3 separate regions of the Homo sapiens genome follow, and regions 1 and 3 are each linked to region 2. The links are chromatin loops, found by intact Hi-C in ENCODE. Cell type or tissue: Caco-2. All regions are shown on one strand.

Region 1 (8,000 bases), 170 kb after region 2:
ATAGTTAAATCAGTGCTAGAAGAAAAATTGATAGCCTTAAAGAGAACTGAAAAAAAAACAAAAAAAACTAATGAGTTGAATTAAGAAGTTGTCTTTTATATCATGAACAGCACTCCAAGCCAGCTCAAGAAGCAAAGCAGGCCAATAGAAATGCCGTATTTTTAATTTATTCTACTGAAATGGTTTAAAATGCTTTGTATTTACTGAAAGCTTAAATGGGTGGGTGTTTGTTCACATAGCTCTACAGTACCTCACCAGGGAGCATTCCAGTATCCTGCAGGGTCTTGTGATCTAGCCAAGAGCAGCCATTAACCTAGTGATTAACATGGGAGTCACTGTCTTATGGAGAATGGGATGCTTAACTTTGTCAAGAACCTCGGTTAAACATTTGCCTTTTCTAGAATTGCACTTCCCAAGTGCTATTCCAATAAGAGCTGATATTCATTTTACGTACCAAACCTTTTGAGTTCAACTGATTAAAGGAAAGTGTTGCTAGAGAAAATTAGGGAAAAGGTGAAAAAGAAAAACTGGTACTAATTCAGTAGAAAAACAATTACTCTAATTTATATATGTATTGATTGGTAACCAGATTTATCTAAGTAGAACTGAATTGGCTAGGAAAAGAAAAACTACATGTTACTCGTTTTCCTAAGCTGTCTTTTTGAGGCTTAGTCAGTCATTGGGAAAATGTTTAGGATTGTTTCTTGCTATTAGTCCCCATTTTATGTATGTTACCCTTCAGTAAGTTCTTCCCATTTTAGTTTTCTAGTATTGAAAGGCTTATTATATACATTATTCATGTGTATTGTCATATTTAGCTTTTGCTATATATTTTAACTTCATCGTTAAACTTTTGTATTGCATAGTTTCTTTGGTATATCTTAAAACCTATTTTTGAAAAAATAAAACTAATGAGTTGAACTAAGAAGTTGAGGAAAAAAAGCAGTGAGTTCAAATCAGGTAGAAGAAAAATAAATGAATCAAACTAAAAATACAATAACAACATTAACAAAGTCTATTGTAACAAAGACTAATGAAACTGATAACTGACAAGAGTAATCAAGAAGCAAAGAGTAAAGGCACAAACCAACAATTTAAGAACTGATAACAGTAATAAGAGACATATACATTTAGTAATTAAAAAAAAAAAAAACTAAGAACAGTGATCAAAATGTCCAGAAACTATTAGGTTGGTGCAAAAATAACTGTGGTTTTTGCCATTACTTTCAATGGAAAAAACTGCAATTACTTTTGCACCAAACTAATAGTAAGTGGAAGGACAAAATGTGGGATATCCATACAATGGAATATTAATCACCAATAAACAGGAAAAACTATCAACATATGCTATGTTATCGATTATCCTAAAAAATATTACACTAAATGAAAGAAACCAGATACAACAGGCTATATATCATGTGATTCCATTCACGTGAAATACCAAGAAAAGGCAAATTTATAGAGAAAACTCAAAAGAATATACAGAATAATGTAAGAATATATTATTCTTGTTGTAAATGGTGTTTTAAAAATTATATCTGGAATAAGAAGAAGAATAGAATATATAAGAATAATAATGTAAGAATAACTGGCAGGTGACAGAATTACAATCAATATGCAAATATCAGCTGCCTTTCCATGTACCAGTAACAGAGGAAATAGTAATTAAAAAATTTTTAAACACCATTTACAATAACAAAAATAGATAGGTCCAGGAATAAAGCTTACAAAAGATGCACAGCCCATATACTTCCAATAAATTATAAAACTTTATGGGAAAAATAAAGGAAGAGATATACCCAGGGTTGTGCTGGAGCCAGCTCATGCAAGCTCACAAAAACTTTTTATGTACATTTCTTCCTAATTCCCGGTTCAGTGATTTTATAACATAGCTTACAATCAGCCAAACAGGGAATATTTATACCATAGAAAGTGGCAAATGCTATGTGTCAGGGCTATTTTTTGCTCTTCAGAGAAGCATTTTACCAGCATTTCACTGGTAATATCATATCATATAAAGATGTCAATTGTTTTTAAGCTAATGCGCAGATTCAATGCAATTTCAATCAAAACTCCAACATGATATTTTTAAGAGTCTTAATCATTTGATTCTAAAATCTGTATGGGCAGGGGAGAGAATAGCCTAAGGAAGAATAATGTATTTTACAATCACAAGATTAGAAAATTTTGATCAAGTGCCACAAAAGATATGGCTCAATTGAATCTCATATACAATACTGAAGGTAACATAGTTGATACAAGTGCTTTGCAAGATAATTTGGCATTATCTTGTAAAGTTGAATACTGGCTTAATTCCACAATGCAGTAGAGTTCCATTCCTGTTTATATTCCTTAGGGAAACTGTTATATGTGTGCAGAGGTGTGTTGGTAAAATACTTCTGGTAGAGGGACAGGGGAAAAGCCACTGTAATCTGTAATTTGTGCCAATTTCCATGGCCAACCACAACCGTCAACTGGAGGTTATTGCACTCTAAATTGGAAAAAGATGCCGACAATGAACTTCACGAGCTGGAACAAGCTGGATCCAGCACACGGCAAGCATCTAACACTATTTCTTGTACCAGAGATCTCAATGGCTCTGGACACTTACTCTGGCACTCCTGCAGCCACTACTCCAGAAACAATCTTGCTGCAACTTCAACTATTACTGACAGGATTCTCCACAGGTCCCGCTTTTTTGTGTGTAACTGGCCCAACTCCAAGGCAGCTACACCTGACTAGCATAGCTGCAAAGGAGGCTGGGAGAAAAGTATCTGGCATTTTCTTCTTCTCTACCACCAAAACTCTTAAAATGGGAAATTCCCCCACAGGGAGATAATTCAGGTTTTAGAAATTACAAATATCCACTATACTTATCTTCCATGTATTGTTACCAGTCAAGATCTGTCAAGCTTTATTTTTTATTCTTTAGTTTCCACTACAAAGGAGCTTTTTGTGTAATAGAAAACATTAAATATAGTGTGTGTGTATGCGTGATCTGTGTGTGTATGTGTGTATGTACCGTAGAGCTATAACCTAAGATTTTAAATACGCCCGATATGGGGCATCTACCCACTATTCCTTCATTGAAAATCACATCTCTAAAAGCTAACAGTCTAGCAAGAAAAGCAACCTAATACCCTCACTAAACTGAAACAGCTGCCCCTTTATTGTACACACCTTTGACATAGCATTTGTTTCACTACATTGACACGGCTGGTTTCTCAATCTCTCATTAGGCTATGTGCTCCAATAAGACAGAGGCTATCTTGATCTCTACATCCCTATCTCTTGGCACAAATACACATTCAGACACCGTCTGATTAAAAAAATATATTTTCTAGTGCTTTAACTATAATTTACTTAGCACTTCCTAGATACATACCAGAAAATATAGCAGGATCTTTACATAAGTTCTTTAATTTACCTCCAGAAATATAAAGTACCCTAGGATTATTTGTATTTACTAAATAAGAAAATTAAGGACAGAGGATAAAGTACTTTACCAGTGGTCACTCAGTCAGTAAGAGGCAAATTAGAATTCCAATTCGGATCTATCTCATGCCAAAGCCTGTCTTTGTAGTGCATATTCTAAAAGTATGATAATATTTGTTACATACTAAAAACAGATGTAGGTATAAAGGGCAATGAGAATATTCGTATTTAAAAATTAATTCTGCTCAAAAGAGGTCAAGAAAATTAGAAGAGAAGGGTCACACCTCAGTTGGAATCTGAAAAATAAATAGCAGTTTGTCTGACAGCTGAGGGAAGGACACTCAGGTGCTCTAGCAACAAAAAACTGTGATCTTAGGGAAGGTGCAATTCTCTTATCTCTAAAGTAAAAGGGAAGGCTATAATAGTTTATATTTTCTGTGTTGTTCTGAATATTGTATAGATAATACATATAAATTATTTAACATGGGACCTAGCATAGAATAGGTACTCAACAAATGACAGAAGAAAAACAAGAACAAGAATTATTAGAATTCACTAAAAACCAGGGTTCTCCTAGGTAAGGTAGGTGCTTGTGCCAAAAAAGATCAAGAGGGAAGCAGATGACAAAAGCATCAAGAATATTGAAAGAAATAGCTTTAGGGAAGGGAGTACCTAATCCTAATCTCAAATTTTTCAAATGATATTCATATGCAGCAAAGGAGTTTAAGTGGAAAGTAAATAATAAAATTAAAACTTTCTAAATTATAAATATAGTTGTATATTTACTAGAAGATCTACCCCTTAGGAATTTTTAAAACATTTAATAAATTCCTTATAATTAAGAAATTGACAACATAATCTTGAATAGGTTTTTGCAAACGTAAGATTCCCTGAAAGTAAAAAGCCTCAATTTAACCCTCAAAATAACAGTAGGGCACATAAGTTGCTCGTATTCAATCACAAAGTAATTATAGCAAATGAATACAAGGAAAGTATGTGGGACTACCAGCCAAAAGCAACACTTTTCCCAGTGTATCATTTGACAATTTCCACATTTCTATTCTTCACTTCTCTAACTTTTTGTTCCTTGGAACCAAAAACAGAAAAAGGTAAGTTGAATAGTTTATTTTTCAGTTATCTATTTAAACTCCACAGAAGTCCTATTAGTAATTACCAATAAGGACTTGTAAATAAAGCATGAAAGTTTTAGTAATCCATTTTTTCTAATACAAGTAGATGTTTAATTTTAATATATAGCTCACTAAAAGAAACAAATTGTATTACTTAACACAGACTAACATATAGGAAACATATTATTTTATTAAATCAAAAGTTAAAACTTTTTTCAATTCCTTTTCTTTTTAAAAACATCCGATTTCTAGACTATCCAAGGGCAAGAGAACCTTCACTTTGAATTTTAAGGCAGTGAAGCCATCTTGTGGTTGATGTCAGTATTGCTGAGGTTTTGAGACCAGTCACTCCTACTTGGGAAAATTAGGTCTTATTCATAGTTTTACATTTAAAAAGGTATATACAACCTGTCATTCTTAGAACTTAGAAAAAATAAACACAGAACTCAAAGACTGTACAGTTAGGACTCCATAGCAGTACATAAGGTCCTCGAGTAGCTGAATTGATAAGAAAGTATTTTGAAACTAATCTGTATTTTATAATTAACTTTTACGCCTAGGTTTAAAAAGCTACAGCAAAATATTAAAATTGGGGAAGAATATTAAACAGTTATACTTCCTTTTTATCATGACTTTTTCCATAATTTTTAGCTTACAAGCTGCTACAGCAGTCCTAGGACTTTGTAATATCCAAGAAAAACAAAGCATGCCCTGAAAAACTCAGAAAATAAGTTGCATAATATGGCTTCCCTACCACACTTCCTTCCAGTCACAATTTTTACAGCTTTTGAATCAAATATGAAGTGCCTATAAGAAAATCTGGAAGCCTGGAAAAAATTGTGATTGTCCAACTCTCACCACTTTTTAAATTTTTCTGAAACTTTTGCATCAAGGTTCTGGGGAAACTTTGTGGAGAAAAGACAGAAATTGAAAAGTATGTTAAGAAGAGAATGGAAGAAAGAGAAAAGAACCTGAGCAAAACTACTATATTAATTAGTAATAAAGCTACTTCTACTTTTTGCCATTCTGTCTTCTCCCAAAATAATCAATGATAGTAGCAATTATTAAGACTTCAGTTTCAAAGCTTCAGGACGACGCCTTTCTGAAGGCCTCTGATGCGTCTTAGAATGAGAGCTGTAAATTCAATATGTCCAGGATTAGCTGGTCTTCTAACTGCAGACTTACAATCTTTCTTACCTGATGACAGATCTATCAGCTCTCCATTCTCCCTTCCCACTCTCAAGTTCCCAAATGCTGAAAACAGCATTATCTAAGTCTTATTAACTATAAAAATAATAATACACACTGTGTGATCATTTACTTTGGGCTTTCAGGAGATGAAGTTTGAAGACTCGTCTCTACACTCCTTTAATCTACTTCCAAAAAAGATTACTGATATGTCTTGGAGAAGCTCCAGTGCATTGTACTGAGCCTCAGGCCTAGTGAATGAGATTCCAAGGTGGTTGGAAAATACATGGGTGAGGCCCTTTCAAAGGCACCACACAACGTTAATGGAGGCAGTTTCTACTAAGATGACACCCTCCTCCCCGCAACATGTTGCTTTTTAACTCTTTGCTTCTTAAATACTGGGCCAAATGCTCTCCAATCCTCACTCTCCTTTGGCTTTCTCTCTCAGAAATGGTAATATCAGATGGGCTTGGAACTTAGTAGAAACAGTCAGAGAAGGGGTTTTAGCTTGCTTTCATTCTACCAGAGACCAACCTACCTCAAGTAGTAGAATTCTGCATGGGGTTTGGGGCCAAAACCCAGACAATAATGATTTACCAATTTGCCTTACCTTATTTATTGAATCCCCTTGAAGATCTCTCAGTAACAAGATACCTAGCTGACATAATAAGGATTCACATATTCTTAGACTTTCAAGATAAAAATACCATCCTAAATTGCTCATAATTCTCGAAGCTTGCCATATGCATTGTACTGGATTTAGTATTATCTCATTTATGTCTTCAATGTTGTAAGGGAGTAGTATTTAAATGATAAGGAAATTAAAATCTGGCAAGATTAACTGACTTATGAAAAGTCACAAAAACCAATAAGCAGGAGAAAGAAGATTTAAATCCAGGGCAATGACCCTATGTCTGGATGTCTCTAATCTGTTCCTGGTCCGTATCATTTAATGCCTCTCCACCCTCAATCAGAAACATGCCACAACCATGCCTCCTCTGCTTCTTGAAATAGTCTATTGTATATTTTAAGTTTTCTAAGTTAGTTTTTGGAACATTGGTTTTTAGTACGCCCTATTTGAAAGATCACTGGATAACCCAGCTCTTTCTTTCACTCTTTTCTAATATAAAAAGAAAACTAGAAAATATCATTTTATACCAAAATCTGGCATGGTCAAGAGATAGGCAGATTACTTATTCAAATATTCTGTTTGCCAACTGTTGTCCTGTATCTTATGCACAGATTCAAACAAAGTTGATTTAAACAAGAACTATAACTTACATAATGTTAGTAAGTAACGGATCAGTAGTGACTGATTCTAGAGTCATGCATTTATAGTCATCATTAATGGTAAAATGCTGGTTAATAAAAGCATTCCAATGAAGACATAAATAAGGAGCTTTTACTATATTAGTCTTATTTTACTAACAAAGAAACCAAAATAATTCCATTCACATCAAAAATATATTCCTTGAATATGTACTCTGGTTTAAGATAGTTACATTTTTATATAACATATGGATTTTTAGCTAAAGACAAACCAAATGAGTAATTTCTGTGTGCCAGCTTCTAAAATGTTTATTTAAATTATTTTTCAAAACATCTTCATTAATACTGGTGAAGACAATTATTAATTCTGTGAGAATAATATATATTCTTATATGACATATAAGAATAATTCTGTGAGAAGGCCAGGCACAGTGGCTCACACCTGTAATCCCAATACTTTGGGAGGCTGAGGTGGGCAGATGACTTGAGGTCAGGAGTTTGAGACCAGACTGGCCAACATGGAGAAATCCATCTCTACTAAAAAATACAAAAATTAGCCAGGCGTGGTGGCATGCACCTGTCTGTAGTCTCAGTTACTAGGGAGGCTGGGGCAGGAGAATCAACTGAACCCAGGTGGTGGAGGTTGCAGTGAGCTGAGATCATATCACTGCACTCCAGCCTGGGCAACAGAGCAAGACTCCATCTCAGAAAAAATAATAATTCTGTGAATAATAATTCTAGAAAACTATTAGTTTATTAATATTGTGTTGGAAGTATGTAATGAAAGGAAAAAATATAATCAATGAGGAAGAGCAAGCAGAGATATCAAATTTTTGTTTCATGTGAAAAGTTACATTTGCATTAAGAATGTTTTAAAAGATAAAATTTGACATAATAATCTAGATCAGAAAGTTTTAAAGTTATTTTTCTTCTTGCTAGCTACATTCAAAGGAAATCTTAAAGAGACCACTGTGCAAA
Region 2 (8,000 bases):
GAGTTTCACAGCTCCATAGACAGAGGCACTGCTTGAGAGCTGTACAAACCCAGACATTCTGTTCTCTCCATCTCCTGTTGCTGCTTCTTTCTTGCTGCAGGTGGGTTTATTCTGTTCTAAGCCCATCTGAAGGAAATGGTCTCAATACTAATTCCCAATTTATATCTTCTCTATTCATGAAACTAGCCAAACCAATTCCAAATCTAGAAAGTACATTCCTCAGCCCAGTTGAGCTGATTATTCCCATCATTCTGATTATTCCGATTATTCCTGTCAGAATAATCTGTGTGTCAACTGTGCCATGGTTAGGACAAGTTTCAGAAAAGGAGACAAAACACTAGACAACCTCACAATAGTTGTCCAGCACTCTCTTCCTGGAAACCATGCCCCTGATTTAGCAGCAATGAGCCGATTCTCCCTATCACCTCCCAACTCCGTATTCAGTGATGTCATATTAGTAGCCTGAAATCAGCCAGGAGGGGAGTATTTATATCATGAAAACTGGCAAATGCTACACATCAGGGCTTTTTTTTTTTTTCCAGACAGCCAATTTACCAGCACACCACTGTCAGGTAAGTCCCCTATAATTTGTGATTGGAGACGGCCACATTAACATCCACCCACACACTGTGAAGTACTGCAGATAACCTTAGTGTCCTTTTCTTCATAAATATGTTCCTCTAGAAGGAACCCAGTAAATATGCTCACCCAAGTATTTTTATGTGTTTAAGAAAATAGTCAGACTTGTGCATCACCGTGGTCAAGTGACCACATCCCTGAGCATTTAGAGTAGTATTTCAAGCATCTCAAGCATTGTCCACTATCTTCATTACAAGGTTAGACACAGGTTAGAAGGATCTTAAAAATTATCCCCTTTCCTAGTAAAAATTAAAAACAACAGCAAGTAGAGAAATCCAGGACAGAAGGTGTGAAGAAACAGAAGTTACAGAAGCACTTGCTGGTATACAGTAGGAGCTCAACAAATATTTGGGAATGTATGAAGAAAAGAAATGAAGTAGAAAGAGGAAAGGAAGTATGGGGGTGGGAAGGAGGGAGGACAGAACATAAACCAAATGAGACGACAACCAACAAAACGACCCCCCACTAAGATAATAAGCAGAAGACATTAAATAATAAGTATAAAAGCATTCATTCACTCAACAAATGATATCAAGTGCCAAACATATGGCAGGGACTTGGCATAAAAAAGTCTATAAGTCACGGTCCCTGCCTCAAGCACTGTACAGTTTTGTAGAGGAGAGATTCAAGTAAATTGACATTTCAATATTAGCAAGTGCTATGATTAACTACCCCATGCTGATCATAAAAAGGCTGGAGATCATAAAAAGGCTTCTAATCCAAACTTGGAAGTCCCAAAAGGTCACACCCACCAAAAAAGAAACATCTAAACCAAGACCTGAAGAACATATAAAAGCTCCTTGAGTGAAGAGGGTGGGGCAAAGGGCATTTCAGGTGGAGGAGAAAGTATACAAAAAGGGTTTGGTGTTGAGTGGAAATAGGCAATGTTGGATTTAACAAGTTCTGACTGGCTCAGGATAGTATCTAAAAGAGAAAGCTGGAGATGTAAATCAAGCCAAGCTATGAAGGTCTCACAAAGCCTTCTCAGAATTGGCACTTTGAGGGCAAAGGAGAACCATCAAAGACTTGAAAGAAGATATCACTTTAGAGAAATCAGGGAGTCCTGTTCATTTTATCTTCTGAATCACTCTCAGACTGGTCTAGCCCTCTCCATCATCACAACTTTCTCTGTCAACTGGATTGACATGATATCTCCAGCTGGCCTCCTTGCCTCCACTCTGTCCTGCCTCTACACTATTTTTCACATGGAAGGCAGGGAGAACAGCTGGGGAGATTGTTGCAACAATCCTGTTGAGAGACTGTTTTGGTGAAGAAGAGAGGTGGTCCAATCTGAGAGCCATTCAAGAGATCGAATAAGCAGGGCTCAGTGAGTAACAGGACTTGGGGCAAAGGAGTCAGGTTTCCAGGTTTCTGACTTGGGCAGCTGGGTGGATAGTGGTGCTCTTTACTTTAAAAAGAAATAAAGAAAAAATAGGTTTACCAGGTGGTATGGTTTGGATATTCATCTCCTCCCAATCTCATGTTGAAATGTGATCCCCACTGTTAGAGATGGGCCTAGTGGGAGGTGTTTGGGTTATGGAAGTGGATCCCTCATGAATGGCTTGGTGCCCTCCTCCCAGTAATGAGTGAGCTTTTGCCGTTAATTCACATGAGATCTGGTTGTTTAAAGGAGCCTGGCACTTCCCCTTTCCTCTCTTGCTCCCTCTTACCATGTGACACGCTGCTCACCCTTCACTTTCCATCTTGATTGTCAGCTTCCTGAGACCTCACCAGAAGCTGAGCAGATGCTAGTACCATGCTTCTTGTACAGCCTACAGAACTGTAAGCCAAATAAACCTCTTCTCTTTATAAATTGCCCAGCCTCAGATACCCCTGTATAGCAATTCAAAGTAGACTAACACAGTGAGATAGATCAGGAGTTTTTGTCCTTGAGGTGCTGTGGGACATCCCGGTAAAGATATATAGTTTATTCAAAAAGATATATATTCATATATATAAAGATTAAAGATATATTGAGATATATGAAGATAGATATAAAAGATTAAAGATATATATTAAAGATCATATATAAGTTATTAGTTATCAACAGTTTATTCAAAAAATAGGTCACCATGATTTATAATTTTTACATGTTGGGTTTTGAGGTGGTTAGTAAAAAACATTGCTTTTCCCCAATCAAATGAGGCATGGGCATAAACAGAAGTAAAATATTACCTTTGATGATTGAGACATATCATGTTTGGGAGACACAGGTTGCAAATGTTTCATTCGTGATTTAGAGAGATGGCCCAGTGATCCCTGCCACCTGGTATTCATGTCCTTGTGGAGCCCTGTTCCATGCTGTATATGGCTGACTCATAGGACTGATAGGATACTGTGAAAATGACAAATGTGACTTCTGAGGCTAGGTCACAAAAGACATTATGACTTGTCTTGCTCTCTCATGGATCTCTCTCTCTCTGGGAGAAGCCAGCTGCCAGGTCATGAGGTTACCCAAGCAGCCCTGTGGAGGCACTCTTATGGTGAGGAACTGAGGCCTCCTGCCAACAGCCACGTGACTGAGCCACCTTGGAAACAGATCATCCAGCCCTCAAGCCCCCAGATGACTGAAGCCCCAACCCCCTTGACTATACCCACATGAGAAAGCCTGAGCAGAACCACCCCTCTAAACTGCTTCTAAATTCTCAACCCACAAAAACTGTGAGATAGTAAATGTGTGTGGTTTTAAGCCACTAAGTTTTGGGGGCAATTTGTTACACAGCAACAGATAAGTAATATAGAAACTTACCTGCCAGGTCACAGCACATATAGTGGAGAGCTGTAGGCCTCCCCACTGGGGCCCTCCCCCTATAAAACTTGAGGCAGTTGTTCTCAGACTCCCACAGGCAACAGAATCATCTGCCAGGCTTATTAAAATACAGATTACTGGGCCCGACCCAAGAGTTTCTGATTCGATAGATCTGAGGTAAAATCAGAAAATGTGGAATTCTGGAGTGAGTTCCAGGGGTTTGGGAGCTGATGAAATGTTGTGGCCATGAGAGGGCACTAACACACAGCAAGCTTTATTTGGGTGACACTGAGAAGTCCGCTCCTGGCAGAAGTTTCTCAGAGCATGAGACCATTCCAAGAGAAAGAGGACAAGGGAACTCCCGAGAGAGAGGGAATCAGAGGGGAGAACTACAATTACTAAGTGGTACCCTCAGCAGCCCAGCAGAGTCTCTGGGTCAATGAGCTCCCAAGGGTAGCAGAGCTAGGAGTCTTGGTATAGAAGCAGGATTTCTCCTGTCAATGGCTAGCAGATGTCAGGTGCAGTTTCACAGGGTAGGCAAAACAAGAAGTATCTAAATGGCTAAGAACCTACTTATCTGGGCTATGTTTAAAACAACTGGGTGTGTAAACATTGAGTTGGGCACTGCTCGGCTTTTGAGCTCACTGCTCCCAGCCTCCTGTGAGGGAGTAAATAATAGGCCCAATATACAGAGGCCATCTTGGGCATTTATGTAACAAATTCTCACGTCTCCAGGTGCTGTTACTGTTGGCCCAAGAACACATTTTGAGAAGACTGGCCTAGAGGAACCAATAATGTGGGTTTCTTATGGGCAGGATGGCACTGGAGAAGAGGGTGAGGCTCAGTGTCTTCTCCCAAATTTTCATATCAAATAAAACCTCTTTCCCCGGAGAGAAGTAACAAGAGAGGCAGAGGGAAATGATTCTAACAGAAGTTCTAGCCACATGGAAGGAAGCATTAGCAGTGAGGAATAACTGTTCTCTCCCTAAACATACCACCCAAGGTAATGATTCTACATCCTAAGAAAATGTATTTTTTCACAGGGGCATTTTTTTTCCATTGTTTAGAAGAAGGAACTCCAATGAGGACTGTCTGGTTTTCTATAAACAGAAACCAGTTTCATTATTCTGACAAACAACAGTACTTTGCCTGTGGGTGGTAAAAGCTGTTTATATATCCTTACCTTAATTAAGTCATCTCTGACTAAAAATGATTATCTCACAAGTGTTCTCAACAGACTTTCTTTAAAGAATTCCAAGAAATACATCTATTTTTAGTGTTATAATAGGTATGTAAATTGAGATCTAATACTGAATCTGTTTCCTTTAATTCCATTTTGAGTTGCTTTTATTTCTCCTTTATAACATTCATGTTCCCATAATTATCCATTCCTTCAATCATTATTTATTTAGTCTTAATGAGTATGTTCTGTGCATTAAGAAGAGCCCTAGGTGCTTTGAGATGATAGAAGTTAAAGCCAGAGCTAAGACTAAAAAACAAAAACAAAACGGAACAATTTTTTTTTTAAATTATGAGAACTTATATGAAGAAAACTTGGTTACTGGGAGCTTTTGGTATACTCTATTGATTTCAGCTATTTTATTTTCCTTTCCCCCTCCATTCACATTTAGGGAAACTAACACTAAATTAGCATGAAGAGCATACGCCTGTGATCTCAGCTATTCGGGATGCAGAGGCAGGAGGATCACATGAGCTCAGAAGCTCAAGCCCAGCCTGGGCAACGTAGAAAGACACAGACTAAAAAAGAAAAAAAGGGAAGAAAAAAAAAGACGGAAAAAAATTAGCATGAACAATTCAAGGGAGACAAGAGAACTGAGCCACCTTCCTAGCCAAGAAAAACCCCAGCTTGCAATTTACTGAATAGAAGTGTGCCACTTGACAGAGTAGTTTTAATGACACTGAACCTTTTGTGAGTCTTGCACTTCTCTTGGCTGAAATCTTCAAACTGGCTCAAAGAAGCTCCAGTCTCTTCATTCTGTAAGTGTTGATACCATTTGCATAACTACCTGTCCTTATCCCCTACCAGGTGCCTCCTTTCCAACCTTGAACGTTTCTTCTTGATTCATTATAATTAAAGAGCTAATGTAGCCATTCAAGTTCACATTGTCAATGACCATGTAATCATCTTCCCTAGTGGCCAGAATTCCTTTCTTTTTATGAGGTTACAATTAAATTCCCTCCAGCCATAAGGTCAAAAGAATCCGGAACAGTTAGCCTTCCCAGTGACTAATTTCACACCTGTGACTCTGACACATATAAAATAAGACATCTGAAATGGAAGGTGTCAATTTAAGAAATAATATACATTTGACTACACCTGAACTGAAGTCAATTAGACGTAAAAATTAAAGGCGGTGGATTCTTTTCCTGTTACTGGAAGTGATGCTTGACATTCTACTTATCAATGTAAGACATCTGTGTCCCTTAGAAATGTTAAGGTAATTTGTAAGTTGGAAAAGAATTAAAATGGCCCAAAGCCTCCGGGAGATTAAGATAACGTGTTCATGTCTGTTCTGTGTAAAAACTTGTCTATCACTTTATTTTTTTTTTCCCTTCTCAGGATTTAAGTTTTTCTAAAATAGATTTTATTTTTCTGCTATTGAGGCTTCTAATATTTTGTTAAGAATTACATGTATTATTTTGTTAATAATCAATATGCACAACTAAATACCAGGAGCAGATTTAGCCTCTTGACTTCCAAGATGTAACATTGACCAGTGGAGCCGCCTTTTATTTCTGTCACCTTGAAATGCACTGTGGACCTTCCCCTTCACCTACAGCTTTTAGTGATTCTCAATCTCACAAGTCACACACCACCACCCCCAACTCCTTATGCCTTTATCCTCCTTTCTCCTCTAAGAATTGCTTTGAGCCGGGCGTGGTGGCTCACGCCTGTAATCCCAGCACTTTGGGAGGCCGAAGTGGGTGGATCACGAGGTTAGGAGTTCGAGAACAGACTGAACCATGTGGTGAAACCCCATCTCTACTAAAAATACAAAAATTAGCCGGGCGTGGTGGCGGTCACCTGTAATCCCAGCTACTCAGGAGGCTGAGGCAGGAGAATTGCTTGAACCTGGGAGGCAGAGGTTGCAGTGAGCAGAGATCATGCCACTGCACTCCAGCCTGGGTGACAGAGCAAGACTCCATGTCAAAAAAAAAACAATGTTACTCATCTGAAATCATTTTCAACAAGTCCTACTGGGCACATGCGTTTTGTCTTCCCCTGGGATTTTCCTGGCATTGAGCCTCTCAAAGACCCAAAAACACCGAATACTAATAATGGAAAAGGAACATATAACATATCTGATGAAATTTGTACATTACAATAAACTGGAATAATGTGCAAAGACTTCAGAATGACAGAAGATAAATTCTAAATGGCAGGCATATGAGTTCAAATAATAAAATAACACCCAAATTACAAGCATATGAATTAACATATATTAGGGAATAACCACACACTGGAAAAGAGAAAATAGAATGAGAACTGCACAAATTAGATAAAATTTTAAAATATGAAAGGGTAACCATCAGGCTACTTTTAAATTCCAGACACCCAGAAAGAAGTTTTGAAAGGGCTCCATGATCCAAACAAAATACATTGTTAGGGTCCTGGGCAGAAAGAGGTGCTCCTGAATGGGAGTCTGGATAGAATTTACACCTAGGTGAGGTTTAAAAAAAATTAAAATACTAGTTGATTTGTATGCAAACAAGGGAGAGGACCGGAGAGCTTTTTAGGGATTCTGGGGAAAGCCAAAACTCCCTATGCGAACTGTTAGCCCAACATAGAAGAAACTGTACAAACCTGCGAACCACAACATGAGCAAGAGAAAGCATTAGGAAAATATGAAGAAATTAGAGGGGATGACTATTTATGGTCTAGACAGGATTCATATCAAGCCAGAAAGCTTGACTTTGAATAAAACACCGAAAAAGACTCAGATATCAGAAAGACAAAGAGAAACAGAAAGAAACATTTACTGATTGACTTAAGGGATCAACAGCAGCAGAAGAGATGGTTTTGCTCCCTTCCTCCTTTCTCTCATACCTCTGTTTGAGAAGGACCCTACCCTTCTTACATAACATGGGTTGGGGCCATGTAAAAAGACAAAAAGGAGGGCTAGCACCACTCAGCGTGTTGTGGGTGAAAGACCACGAGCTTTGGGTTAGCCCAAAGCAGAAGCACAGCTCTTCTCTTACTAGGTATGTGATCTAAGGCACATCACTCAACTGCTCCTACAAGATTAAGATATGGTTTATCTCTATATAGGTGATTCATTAAAGTTCTGTAATTATTACACATTAGAATAAGAAGGAATGAAACTCCTGTTCATTATGTTTGAGTTGTTACATTTTGGATTGTTACAGTAAATTAGAGAGTATTTTGGAGTGGTTAACATAACCTGGTCATAAGAATATTTTAATTCTTAGATGTGTCCTGTAAGATAGAGTAATTGAAGCAATAATAAAGTCCTTGTCTCTGAGTGCGTCTTAGGAGAGACTGATGAGAACAAAACCATTGGTCAGAAGTGATACCCTGCTCTGATGGACAGAAGCTGAGCTGAGGATACATGATGTGTAGACCTGGCCT
Region 3 (8,000 bases), 140 kb after region 2:
GCACAGTGACTCAAGGCTGTAATCACAGCACTTTGGGAGGCCAAACAAGGAGGATTGCTTGAGGCTAGGAGTTTGAGACCAGCTTGGGCAACAAAGAAAGACCTCATCTCTATAAAAAATTTAAAAATTAGCCAGACTTGGTGGTGTGCACCTGTAGTGTCAGCTACTCAGGAGACTGAGGCAGGAGGATCCCTTGAACCCAGGAGTTCAAGGTTGTATTGAACTATGATTCTGCCATTGTGCTTCAGCCTGTGTGACAGAGCAAGATTCTGTCTTAATAATAATAATAATAACAATAATAATAATAATAACCATCTATAACAAACGTATAGCCAACATCATACTCAACAGGCAAAAGCTGAAGCATTCTCCTTGATAATTGAAACAAGACAAGGATGCCCACTTTCACTACTTCTATTCAACATAGTACTAGAAGTCTTTGCCAGAGGAATTATGCAAGAGAAAGAAATATATGACATCCAAATAAAAAAAAAAGTCAAACTATCTCTCTTTGCTGATGATATCATTCTATATCTAGAAAACCCCACAGACTCCACCAGAAGGCTTCTAGAGCCGATAAACAAATTCAGTAAAGTTTCAGCATACAAAATCAATGTATAAAAATCAGTTGCATTTCTGTATGCCAATAGCACCCAGACTCAAATCAAGAATGCAAACCCATTTACAATGGCCATAAAAAGAATAAAATACCTAGGAATACAGCTTAACAAAGAGGCGAAAGATCTCTACAATGAGAATTACAAAACATTGCTCAAAGAAATCAGAGACAACACAAAAAAATGGAAACGTTCCATGCCCACAGATATTGGCAAGAACCAATATCATTAAAATGGTCACACTATCCAAAGCCATTTAGAGATTCAACACTATTCCTATCAAACTATCAATGTTATTCTTCACAGAATTAGAAAAAAAAACTATTCTAAAATTCATATGGAACCAAAAATGAGCCCATATCACCAATACAATCCTAAGCAAAAAGAACAAAGCTGTCCAACTTCAAACTATACTACAAGGCTACAATAACCAAAACAGAATGGTATTGGTACAAAAATATAACAATGAGTACTGGGTACAAAAACAGACTCACGGACCAATGGAACAGGATAAAGAACCTAGAAATAAAGTGATACAACTACAAACGCCTGATCTTTGACACAGCTGACAATAACAAACAATGAGGAAAGGAATTCCTATTCAATAAATGATGCTGGGATAACTGGCTAGCCAATATGCAGAAGATTGAAACTGGACCCCTTCCAGTCATCATACGCAAACATTAACTCAAGAAGAATTAAAGACTTTAATGTAACATCTAAAACAATAAAAACCCTAGAAGAAACCCTAGGAAATACCCTTCTTGAGACTAGCCTTGGCAAAGAATTTACAACCAAGTCCTCAAGAGCAACTGTAACAAAAAACAAAAATAAGAAGTGGGACCCAATTAAACTAAAGAGCTTCTGCACAGCAAAGGAAACTATAAACAGGGTACACAGAAAACCTACAGAATGGGAAAACATATTTGTCAACTGTACATCCAACAAAGGTCTACTATCCCGAATCTATAAGGAATTTAAACAAATCAGCAAGCAAAAAACAACCTCATTAAAGAATAGGCAAAGGACATGAACGAACATTTCTCAAAAGAAGACATACAAATGGCCAACAAACATATGAAAAAAATGCTCATTATCACTAATCATTAGAGAAATGTAAATCAAAACCACAATGTGATACCATCTCATAACAGAATGGCTATTATTAAAAAGTCAAAAAACAACCAATGCTGGCAAGGTTGCCAAGAAAGGAAAATACACATACACAGTTGCTGGGAATGTAAACTAGTCCAGCCACTGTGGAAAACAGTTCGGAGATTCCTCAAAGAACTAAGAGTTCAACTACTATTACTGCACATAAGACACATGCACTTGTTTGTTCATTGCAGCACTCTTCACAACAGCAAAGACATGGAATCAGTGAAGAGGTCCATCGACACAGAACTGGATAAAGAAAATGTGGTAGATATACATGATAGAATACTACACAGCCATAAATAAGAATGAAATAATGTCCTTTGCAGCAATATGGATGCATCTGGAGGCCATCATTCTAAGCAAACTAAGGCAGGAACAGAAAACCAAATACCATATGTTCTCACTTATAAGTGGGAGCTAAATAAACACTGAGTACACATGGACACAGAGATGGGAACAAGAGACACTGGGGACTGCTTAAGGGAGAAGGGTGGGAGGAGGAAATAAGTTGGAAGGCTACCTATAGGGTACTATGCTCACTACATGGGTGATGGGATCTTTGATACACCAAGCCTCAGTGACACACAATTTACCCATGTTAAGAAGCCTGCACATGCACCTCCTTAACCTAAAATAAAAATAGGAAGAAAAAAAAAAGGAAAAGACTTAAAAGTAGATAAAGAAAAGATACATTACATAAAAAAAGATTACTACAGACTGTAGATAGTATACCAGGTAATTGACAATGAGATGATGTCCTTAAAACACTTAAGAAAAATTTAAAAAATCTTTCAATGTAGAAACATACATTCAGAGAAAATATCCTTAAAAAGTAAAGAAAAAAAAAACATTCTGACAAACCAAAACTAAAACACTTCATCATCAGCTAACCTGAACTAAAAGACACACCATGCAGGAACTTGATCTTTACCAAAGAAAAGAGAGAGGGACGGAAATGGTAAATGTGTAGAAAGACAAAAATATCTTTTAAAAATTGTTTCATTGTTTTAAAAACCATTTAAGGGAAAAAAATTAAAACGTGTTGTGACCTTCGTAACGAATGTAAAGTATATAACAAAACCAGCATAGAGACAAAACTGGGTACATGAAAGCATATAATTGTATGGGTCTTACAATACGCATAAAGTGGTATGTATTATTGAAGGTAGAAAGAAAGAAGTCAAGGGTACACATCTTAAACCTTACAGCAACCACTTAAAAACAAAAACACAGTCATATAGTATAGGGCCCAGCCCTACAAGGTCTGTGGGTTTTTTCTCCTCGTGTGTGGAGATGAGAGTATGTAGAAATAAAGACACAACACAAAGAGACAGAAGAAAGGACAGCTGGGCCCGGGGGGGGCCACTACCACCAAGGCGCGGAGACCGGTAGTGACCCCGAATGCCTAGCTATGCTGTTATTTATTGGATACAAGACAAGGGGGCAGGGTAAGGAGTGTGAGCCATCTACAATGATAGGTAAGGTCATGCGAGTCACGTGTCCACCAGAGGGGCCCTTCCCTGTTTGGCAGCCAAGGCGGAGAGAGAGAGAGGACAGCTTACGCCATTATTTCTTCTATGCATTTCAAAGACTTTTAGTACTTTCACTAATTCTGCTACTGCTATCTAAAAGGTGGAGCCAGGTGTACAGGGTGGAACATGAAAGCGGATCAGGAGCGTGACCACTGAAGTACAGCATCACAGGGAGACAGTCAGGCCTCTGGATGGCTGAGGACAAGCCTGCCATCAGTCAGGCCTTTCACAAGAGGTGGTGGAGCAGAGTCTTCTCTAACTCCCCCAGGGAAAGGGAGACTCCCTTTCCTGGTCTGTTAAGTAACGGGTGCCTTCCCCAGGTACTGACGCTACCGCTAGGCCAAGGTCCACTAGGTAATCGGCACCTTCCCAGGCGAGGGCGTTACTGCTAGCCCAGGGAGCCCTCTAGTGGCCTTGTCCGCTAGACCAGGGAGCCCTCTAGTGGCCCTGTCCGGGCATAACAGAGGGCTCACACTCTTGTCTTCTGGTCACTTCTCACCATGTCCCTTCAGCTCCTATCTCTGTATGGCCTGGTTTTTCCTAGGTTATAATTATAAAACAAAAATTATTATAATATTGGAATAAAGAGTAATACTACAAACTAATAATTAATGATATTCACATATAATCATATCTATAATCTATTTCTAGTATAACTATTCTTATTCTATATGTTTTATTATGCTGGAACAGTTTGTGCCCTCGGTCTCTTGCCTTGGCACCTGGGTGGCTTGCCGCCCACAATATAGCTGATAAGCTAATAATGCAGATAACAGAATCATTTAAAAAATGCAATTCATTTAAAAGGAAGTGCTATGATTTGACTGTCTCTCCAAAACTTATATTGAAATGTAATTGCCATTGTAACAGTGTTAAGAGGTAGGACCTTCAAGGGGTGATAAGATTATGAATATTTTTCCCTCATGAATAGATTAATGCTGTTATCACAGGAATGGGTTAGTTATCTTGGGAGTGGGATCCTGATGAAAGATGAAGTTTATGTCCCAGCCTCTCTCTGTCTCACATGCTTACTTGTCCTTCCACCATGTTATGATGCAGCAGGAAGGCCCTGGTGAGATACCAAAGCCATGTTATTGTACTTCTGGGCCTCTGGAACTGTGAGAAATAAATTTCTTTTCTTCATAAATTACCCAGTCTGTGGTATTCTGTTATAGCAGCAGAAAATGGAGTAAAACAGGAAACAAAAAGCAAAACAACAACAAAAGAAATAGCAAGATAGTAGAATTAAAACTTTCCATACTGAATTCCATTAAAAGTAAATGGTCTACTAATGCTGAAACTCTATACTCATTAAACAATAACTCCCCCATTCTCTCCTCCCCCAGTCCGTGGAAATCACCATTGTACTCTCTCTCTATAATTTTTGCTACTTTCAGTACCTCACATAAGTAGAATCACACAGTATTTGTCTTTTTATACCCAGCTTATTTCACTTAGCATAATGCCCTCTGCCGCTGTAAACAAGGGTACACAAATATTTCTTCAAGACCTGTTTTCCATTCTTTTGGGTTTATAGCCAGAAGTGGAATTGATGGATCATATGGTAATTCTATTTTTAATTTTTTGAGGAACTGCCATACTGTTTTCTGTAGCAACTATGCCATTTTATATTCCCACCAGGAGTTCACAAGGCTTAGTTCCAATTTTTCCACATCTTCGCCAACACCTGCTATTTTCTGGGGGTTTTTGTTTGTTTGTTTGTTTTACAGTAGACATTGTAATGGATAATGGCTGTAGGGTAGTATATCTCGCTGTATTTGATTTACATTTTGATTAGTGATGTTGAACATTTGTGAATGTGTTTTAAACTACTGTACATCTAAGATGGTTAAGATGGTAAATTTTACGTTATGTGTATTTTACCAAAATTTTAGAAATTAGGAAAAAAGTAATCTATCATCAATGAAAAACCAGTAATCAGAATCCCATACCATATAAAAAGCATTAGAGACCATGACCAAATGTGATTTATTCCCAAAATACAAGAATGCTTCGACATATAAAAATCAATCAATGTAACGCATTAACAGAATGAAGCAGGGGAAAAACACATGATCATCTCAATTGACGCAGAGGAAGCATCTCACAAAACCAAACACACTTTTATAATAAAAATATACGACAAACTAAAAATAGAAAGGAACTACTCAAACCTGATAAAAGCCATATATAAAAAACCCACCACTAACATCATATTCAATAGTGAAGGACTGAAGGTGTTTCCTCTAAGATCAAGAACAAGAGAAGGATGTCATTTTCATCACTTCCATTCAACACTATATTAAAAGTTTTAGCCAGGGCTAAATAAGGCAAGAAAAATAAATAAAGGTATTCAAATTGAGAAGGAAGAAATAAAATTAACTCTTCACAGATAACGTGATCTTATATGTAGAAAACTCCAAACATTCCACACTAAAAAGAAAAAAAAACTGTTAGAATACTAAATTCAATAAAGTTGGAGTACGCAAAATCAACACAGAGAAATCAGTTGTGTTTCTCTACACTAACAATTTAGAACAATGTGAAAAGGACTTCCCATGGTCATGAATTGAAAGATTTAATATTGTTAAGATATCAATACTGAGTGGTCAATAGAGTCAACATAATCCTTATCAAAACCCCAATGATTTTTTTTTTTTGCAGAAATAGAAAAATCTATCCTATAATTCATAAGGAATCTCAATACTGAATAGCCAAAACAATCCTGAAAAAGGTCTCACTTTCCAATTATGAAACTTAATAAAAAGTTACAGTAATCAAAACAGTGTGGCATAAAGATAGACATTTAGACCAGTGAAACAGAACAGATAACCTAGAAATAAATTTGTTCATATATGGCCAAATAATTTTTGATAAGGCTGACAAGATCATTCATTAAGAACACTATTTTCAAAAAGTAGTGCTGGGAAAACTGGATATTCACATGCAAAAGTATGAATTTGGACCCTTTACTAATACAAAAATTAACTCAAAATGGATCAAAGACCTAAGCATAAAAGCTAAACCTATAAAAACTCTTCAACAATTCTGTGCATCAAAAGACACTACCAACACAGTGAAAAGGCAACACATGGGATGGGAAAAATATTTGCAAAACATATTATGTTAGTAGGAATTGATATCTAGAATCTATACATAACTCATACAATAACAACAACAACAGCTGACCTGATTAAAAATGGGCAAAGGACTTGAATAGAAATTTCTCCAAAGAAGATCTACGCATGGCCAATAAGCACACAAAAAGATGCTCAATATTACTAAGCATTAGGGAAATACAAATCAAAACTATAATGAAGGCCGGGCATGGTGGCTTACACCTATAATCCCAGCACTTTTAGAGGCTGAGACCGGCAGATCACCTGAAGTCAGGAGTTGGAGACCAGCCTGGCCAACATAGTGAAACCCCGTCTCTACTAAAAATACAAAAATTATCTGGGCATGGTGGTGCACACCTGTAATCCCAGCTACTCGGGAGGCTGAGACAGGAGATCGCTTGAACCTGGGAGGCAGAGGTTGCAGTAAGCCGAAATCGTGCCATTGTACTCCAGCCTGGGCAACACTCCATATCAAAAAAAAAAAAAAAAAAACCCAACTATAATGATATTCTATTTTACCCATGTTAGAATGGCTACTATCAAAAAGACACAAAATACCAACCGTTGGTGAGGATGTAAAAAACTGGAACCCCTGTAATATCCTGGTGGAAATGAGTGTAAAGTAAATATAAAACAGTATGGCAATTCTTCAAAAAATTAAAAATACAATTATATGGTCCAGCAATCCCACTTCTAGATCACACAAAAGAATTGAAAGCTGGGTCTCAAAGAGGTATTTGTGTACCCATGTTCATAACAGCATTATTCATAAGACTTAAAAAGTGAAAACAACCCTAATGTCCATTGATGGATAAATGAACAAAAGATGGTATAGATATAGAGTACTATCCAACCTTAAAAAGGAAGGAAATTCTGACACATGCTGCAACATAGATGAACACTGAAAATTCTATGCTAAGTGAAATAAGTCAGGCACAAAAAAGATATATACTGTATGATTCCACACATATGAGTTACTTCGTCAAATTCAGAGACAGAAAGTAGAATGGTGGTTGCCCAAGACTGAGAGGAGGAAGGAATGCAGAGTTACTGTTTAATGGGTACAGAGTTTAAGTTTGGGAAGATGAAAAAGTTAGGGAAGTGGATGGTGGTACCAGCTGTGCAACAATGCGAATGTTCTTAATGCCACTGAAATTTACATTTAAAAAATGGTTAAAATGTTAAATTTTATGTTATGTATACTTTGCCACAATAAAAACATTTTTTAATCTACAGTTTGGGGGCACTAAAACTTATAGAACTACAGTATTTTGTAAATTACATCTGGCACCAACTTGCTACAGTTACAATGCCTGCATATAGTTTACTGAATGCTTAGTGCTTCTTCACTTCCAACATTAGCTTTATGGTTTATAATTTCTATGTATATCACTGCCAGCTGCTCAAGTAACTGCACTTTCCCTGTTTCCTACATTGCTGTGGCTACCAAATCAAAAACTATAAAGCCAAAAAGAACTATAATCATATTAAAATGTTTTAAAATGATTTTAAATGTAAATTTTTATCACTCCCTAACAAGAAATACTAATGTGGCTTGCAGGAAGTCAAGTGCA

The links. Peaks named below come from ENCODE experiments on the same cell type or tissue, not always from the same donor. Only the 100,000 strongest peaks of a DNase experiment are listed, where the experiment ranks them.
Region 1: it touches region 2 in a loop (16-fold over the local background); 13 of 110 quality-filtered maps call a loop at or near these places.
Region 3: a loop joins it to region 2, with 18 times the contacts of the local background. A loop is called at or near these places in 15 of 110 quality-filtered maps.

Annotation. Positions count from the first base shown.
Region 1 is chr13:60,445,969-60,453,968 of GRCh38, reverse strand. All of the region lies in intron 3 of TDRD3 (tudor domain containing 3), which reads right to left. Among named protein-coding and RNA genes, the nearest start is that of TDRD3, 53 kb to the right of the region's middle. In Caco-2, a CTCF peak has its summit at 4,858 (motif pointing left); no DNase peak of the experiment used is centred here.
Region 2 is chr13:60,613,956-60,621,955 of GRCh38, reverse strand. LOC105370230 (a long non-coding RNA gene) reads left to right here and starts at 3,063. Exons shown (of 3, transcript XR_007063921.1): 1 at 3,063-3,122; 2 at 4,124-4,222; 3 at 5,020-5,223. In Caco-2, a CTCF peak has its summit at 3,645 (motif pointing right); no DNase peak of the experiment used is centred here.
Region 3 is chr13:60,469,509-60,477,508 of GRCh38, reverse strand. The region is part of intron 5 of TDRD3 (tudor domain containing 3); the gene reads right to left. Among named protein-coding and RNA genes, the nearest start is that of TDRD3, 76 kb to the right of the region's middle. In Caco-2, a CTCF peak has its summit at 3,724 (motif pointing left); a DNase peak (open chromatin) is centred at 3,678.